2 separate regions of the Homo sapiens genome follow, and region 2 is linked to region 1. The links are chromatin contacts, found by Hi-C in ENCODE. All regions are on one chromosome and are shown on one strand. Each heading gives the region's core, a stretch centred on a gene start or an enhancer-like site at or near the end of the contact. The rest is flanking DNA. Distances are from core to core; before and after follow the strand shown. Region 1 holds the start of GBP4 (guanylate binding protein 4). Region 2 overlaps EVI5 (ecotropic viral integration site 5).

Evidence for each region. Hi-C counts contacts between places; a loop is a spot of excess contacts on that map. Pooled maps may share reads with other maps.
Region 2: a pooled map shows a loop between it and region 1 (30-fold over the local background). The contact joins the enhancer-like site here to the promoter of GBP4 in region 1. A Hi-C loop is called at or near these places in 2 of 37 single-sample maps with no recorded cell type and 2 of 50 pooled maps.

Annotation. Positions count from the first base shown.
Region 1 is chr1:89,197,322-89,200,322 of GRCh38, reverse strand. It overlaps GBP4 (guanylate binding protein 4), which reads left to right and starts at 1,381. Exons shown (of 11, transcript NM_052941.5): 1 at 1,381-1,528. The coding sequence starts at 1,489. LOC107985076 (a long non-coding RNA gene) reads right to left here and starts at 1,976. Exons shown (of 3, transcript XR_002958332.2): 1 at 1,915-1,976; 2 at 1,265-1,820. RefSeq lists a silencer at 1,283-1,577.
Region 2 is chr1:92,536,357-92,539,490 of GRCh38, reverse strand. All of the region lies in intron 19 of EVI5 (ecotropic viral integration site 5), which reads left to right. Among named protein-coding and RNA genes, the nearest start is that of GFI1, 51 kb to the right of the region's middle. Within about 2 kb of position 1,335, at least 5 of the 41 ENCODE cell types and tissues checked have a DNase peak (open chromatin) inside an H3K27ac peak, as active enhancers do.

The sequences.
Region 1 (3,001 bases), core at 132-2,631:
TATTGCTATGTGCAATCATTATACATACAACTGTGAATTAACAATTTTTTTTGAGACAGTATCTCACTCTGTTGCCCAGGTTGGAGTGCAGTGGGACCACCATGGCTCATTGCAGCCTTGACCTCCTGGGCTCAGGTCATCCTCCCACCTCAGACTCCCAGGTAACTAGGACTATTATAACAGGCACATGCCATTATGCCCAGCTAATTTATTATTATTATTATTTGTAGAGATGGGGTTTCCCCATATTGCCCAGGCTGGTTTCCAATTCCTGGACTCAAGTGATCTGCCCACCTTGGCCTCCCAAAATGGTTGGATTGCAGGAGTGAGCCACCACACCCAGCCTAAATTTCTTCTTGATTAACATTTCCATGATTATCTGAAGTCAGTAACATTGGATTATCTGGAAAGGGGTGCCACTGGTGAAATTCAGGTGTTTCAAACACATTTACCTGGATTCAGTCATCCCTGTACTTTTTCTTCTTCTTCTTTTTTTTTTTTTTTAAGAGAGAGGGACTTCCTGACATTAAAAAATGGTAAGAGAAAAAAGCACCTGATTTCTTATTACTGGTCCTATTTAAAACTTGACTTAGCTTTATTTTCACTTTCAATATTGCTTATAGGAAATAAATGTTAAGTTTTGAATCAAAATCGGCACCAGTAATTTTACCTGATTAAGTGCCTAAAATTTTGTACTTATTAATTTGCAAATGTTTAATCAGACATTACTAAACAAATAGGAAGATCTAAGGGATAGGCACAAATGGGGAATCATTACCCATTTATTTCAGATAGATTTCCCAAACTCTGTTAACAAACTGGCTAGTCATTTTAGGAACTGAGTCCATTTTTCTGGTAGCCTGGGTAAGACTCCTAATTATAAATTATGCTTTTTATGGTCCAATCATCCTCCTGTCCTCCAAAAGATCCAGTTTCAATGAGATGTTTGTGTTTTGAAAGAGAAGTATTTACTTGCCACCACCGCACCTCTGGGCAACAACGTTAGAGGATACATAGATATCCATAGACACACACACAAACACACACATATTTTATGGTTAATGAAAAAATAAAGAAAAGAGATGAGAAACAGAAACATATAAGCATGTAAAAAAAAATAAAAGCAAACAAAAACTCAAATTTCTTCCCTGACAAAATTACCCCTGAGAGACAGGTAGATGAAACAACATTCATGTCTGCTGCTCTATATTCATTTTGGAGGCGAAAGATACCTAAGCTAAGGGTGGAAGAGGGACAAACAAACCTGAGTTTCAGGAGTCTGGTGTGGAGGAACCAGCACTTTCAAGCTCCTTTAGTTTCCTGTCTTGATAAACAGGAAAATCCCCAACAGTCAACTCCCCACAAAGTGCATGTCCTTTCAATTTCGGTTCTCACAGACTCTTACTTGGATGTCTGTAAATCCGGCTGGACTTTCAGCTTCTAAGAACAGTCCGTTTCTCGAGGATCCAGGCGCAGGAGGACAGAGCAATGGGTGAGAGAACTCTTCACGCTGCAGTGCCCACACCAGGTAAGTTTGCTCTTAAGCTTTACCTTTCAAGTATATTTGGGTTATAACAAACAACAACAAATTCCCAAGCGCAGACTGCACACGGGGAGGGTTGGAGACTTCACACTGGCGGGTGACAAAGGCAGTGGAGGAACCTCGCGGGGAAGTCTGATGCTGCTTGAACCCCTGAGTGCTTTGCTCCGTGTGGCCCAGCGTCTCTAGACGGTCCACAGGCGGCGACCAGAGGCGCACCGGTGTCTCCAGGATGCGCTGCTCCTCCTCGGGCTTCCTCCCAGAGCTGTGGCATTTTCTCCTGCGAAATACCATCATCTAGTATACATATACACATTTTTTGCTTGTTTGTTTTATTAATTTTCTGTCCCCCACTAGAATATGTGATACCCTACCTTGTTTTAACCTGAGTTGACTCTCCCTTAGCTGAAAGAGCCAGACAGTCTGCATCTCGGCTCCTTCACTTGCAGCCCCTTACCCACCCGCTTCCTCAGGGACTTAACTTGTGCAAGCTGACTCCCAGCACATCCAAGAATGCAATTAACTGATAAGGTACTGTGGCAAGCCATACCCGCAGTTCCCAGGAATTCGCCCGGTTAACAGCACCCAGAGCCCCCCGCGTTTGTGTCTGGTTGATAAAGCCCAAAGCCCCGCTTCTATCACCTTGTGATAGAATTAAAGCCCCTGCACCTAGTACTGTTTACTTTCCTGTAACCATTTATCCTTTTAACTTTTTGCCTACTTTACTTCTGTAGGATTGTTTTAACTAGACCCCTCCCCCCAACCTCTCCTTTCTAAACCAAAGTATAGAAGAAAATCTAGCCCCTTCTTCGGGCCGAGAGAATTTTGAGCACTAGCCGTCTCTCGGTCGCCGGCTAATAAAGGACTCCTGAATTCGTCTCAGAGTGTGGCGTTTCTCTGTAACTCGCTGGGTTACAACAAATAGAGCTCCAAGAGGCAGAAGTTTGTATCAATTATGTTCCTTGCTTGTTGCTGAGAATCTAGAACGGTGTTAATTAGCACATGGTAGGTACGCAATACTCTTTATTAAATTAATGAGAGAGCAAATTCTTCTGGAATGCCTGGAGCCTTTTCTAACCACTCCTCATCTCCTTTTTGTAACATCCTGCCCCTATTTATTCCAGGAGTGGAATTATTCTGCCATCAGTGCCTTGATTTTCTAATTCTGTTTATTTTATGCATCACCTTGACAAGGCATTTTTAGCGTTCTTGTAAGAATCATAAATAATGTACATAACAGATCTGTACTAGTCTTTGACATGCTAAACTAAATATTTTTCCATTTGAAATGTACAAATTTTATATACATAGAAATTTTATATACCATTAAACGTAGAAATATATTTATATACCATTAAAATGTAGAAATTTTATATACCATTCCACAAGCAAAAAGCTAATATGTATGTGCCTTAGGTAGCCCTTAGGGATGACTTCAAGATCTTGTATTCTACTGAGTAT
Region 2 (3,134 bases), core at 86-2,585, 3.3 Mb before region 1:
TCTCACTACTAGTTCCGCCTCCCGGGTTCCCGCCATCCTCCAGCCTCACCCTCCCAAGTAGCTGGGACTACAGGCGCCCGCCACTACACCCGGCTAATTTTTTATATTTTTAGTAGAGACGGGGTTTCACCAGTGTTAGCCAGGATGGTCTCCATCTCCTGACCTCGTGATCCGCCCGCCTCGGCCTCCCAAAGTGTTGGGATTATAGGCGTGAGCCACTGCGCCCGGCCGGGTTCAAGATTTTTTCAGATTTCTTGAGTGATTTGACACCTAAAAAAAAGTTTTCCTCCATCCCTCAATTATCTTGTGGGAGATATTGGGGGAATTAAGTAAATTAATGCTGGAAAAGCACTTAAAACAGAGCCTGGGACATAGTAAGGGCTAAATAAGTGCTCTTATTGTTCCAGCTATACCACAAAATACTTATGTAGTCACAGTGTGATATTATAAAGGATTAGATAAAATCTAATGACACTACTCCACTGCCTCAGTGACTCACCCATAACCTTCGTGATAAGTTCTAATTCTTTAACATGGCATAAGATTCTTCATAGTTTAGCCCCAGCTTTCTTTCAAGTTTCATCTCTCACCTCTCATTTTGAGACCTATATCCAGCCACACCAAACCACTTGCAGTTTCCTAACACATAATACATTCTCTGGCCTTAGGCTTTTCCCCATGCCACCTGTGCCTGATTTCTCCTCCCTCCACCTCTGCTCATCCTTACAGACCCAACTCGAACATCATCATCTTCCTCCTTCCCTAAGAATTCTCCCTTCTAGCCAGTGTATTGCTTCTCCTGTGGGTTTACTTAACAGTGTGCCACCTTGGAATCAGCTGTTTAGTTTTTTTGTCTTGCCCTTCAGATTTTTAACTGAGGGCAGGAGCCTTGTCATTTGTCTTTGCCTTTCCAGCATCACAACACTTGTCACCTAAACACTAGGTGCATATTTGGTTAATTGATTGATGGACTGAAAAAACACATGATATAGCTTTAGAGAACAAGAATTTCCTCTGAACAGAATCCAATCCAAATAGAAAAGAAGTACTTCATTTTCATGAGGGTGTTTTGCTAAAGGTTTGAATTTTTAAATGCTTCATTTTGCTGAAGGTTAAATCAAAGGAAATCTACATGGTACTTTGATGTAGCTTTAAAAGTTCAGAGTGAAACAAGTGTGAAGTGATTTATTTCCTGTAATTGGTCATAAATTTACATAGAACCTCACATATTCGTAGCCTCATCAGCGTTGACCTTAGAGTACCTTCTAAATAATGTTAATGGTTTCAATTTTATCAAGATGTGTCAGCTGCCAGGAAGAAGACATTCAGTGGCAGTTTCATTTTGTTTGCCCACAATACTGAATACATCTAAGTATGCACTGTAGAAAGACTAAGAATTCTCTGTAAATGACTCCCCCTCTCTTCTTCTCAGGTAAAAAGTGTGCAGTTGTAAGTTTCTTCTATTCCAAACTTTCCTTTCCTTTCTACCTTTTTTACTTATTAATGTGGGTGCATGTTTTTTCCTTCTAAAAACGTCAGCTTTAACTATTGCATTATATACAGTTTTACATGAAATCTACAATTTTTTCATTCTAAATTTTATATTTTTTATGATTTACTTAGCTTAAAACCAAAAACATTTTCAGCATTATGTACCTAGTATTATTTCAATAAAATTCTTGAATTTTTTTTAGTTTTTTTTTTTTAAGTACTGTAGATTAGAATTTTGGCTCTTGTCTGTGTAATAAAGTAATGAAGAAATCATGACCTCCAGTCGATCACTTTTACTGATTTCCTGTTCTGATTCTCTGGAAATCATTTTGTTTGTGTGGTTATTACTAGTCTAACCTTTGTCATGTTTACAATTCAGTGTTTAAAGAAGCTGATAATTGAGAATAAATTTTGCATATCATCTCCCATTACATTTATTTTAGATTTTGAAAACAGAAAACTATTAAAGGTATTCTATAAGGAATCCAACAAAATTACTGACCAAACTCTGAGGATGGAAAAAAAAGTAAAGCCTCTAGAACTTAGAAATACAAACTATGTGATTATTAGATCTTTCCATGAAAAGTAAAATACATTGTTATTTAAAATTGTATATATTACATATCACTTACAGAAATGCTACATTTAGCTCAAAAAGCTATAGCTCTTTGTTTTATAAAGATTAATTATACAAACTCAAATGTACGAATAGGAGCTTTTATAATCTGATATGACTCAGTCTTGGAAACTTACTGCAACTGTTTTGCAGTTCACTTGGTGTCACATGATTCACTTCAATGGTTTAAACCCTGTCTAGTAGTGATCAAAGTTCATTTGGTTAGGGGTTTTTTTTGGTGTGTGGATGACTTTTTTCCACTTTGTTGTGGATTGATTGTCTTTCAAAATACCCAATGCAGCCCTTCCTCTTATTCTTTTGAATCTCAGAAAGTGGTAGTTGTCTGCACAGTGCAACCTCCAGTCACACACAGGGGAAATTTTTTTTAAGTTGAAATAATATGCATGAAAGCACTTTTAACTGTAAAGCATTATATAATTATAAGATTGTATTATTAATTCCATTACCCCAATGTTAAAATTGAAGGATAACTTGTTACGTCTCTTTAAAACCAAGTGTAAAAAAAAATCAACTGTAATTTTTTAAGTTACCAGTGTCCTATGATGTGCTAAAAGAAAGCAGACACACAGCACATTGTCTCCTCTAGCCACACAGACACTTGCCCAGGTGATCATATTTTCTCGGCACAGATTTCTTTATCACTTATAAAGAACCTACATTTAAAGACTACAAAACTCTAAAACCATGACACTTCTCTATTTCACAAAAGAAATTTCTGTCTTAATATCTACTGGTTTAGCCAATAAAGTAGACTAATGAAAAATTTAAAAATACTTATGTATCCTTAATGATGATGAAGTCCTTTGGGGCTTCAGAATATTCATCTTTACAGGTTATCCCTGCTGTAGAATTTCAATGATAACTTGCGTGGAATAGCTGTAATCTTTTATAAATAGTGTTTTTTTAGTGTTTGAATTTTTACTATCATACAGTAAGAAACTCTGCTGTTTCCTGTCAAAACCTTTCATCAGACTATGAACATGACAGTTTCCTGTTTTCTTATTAA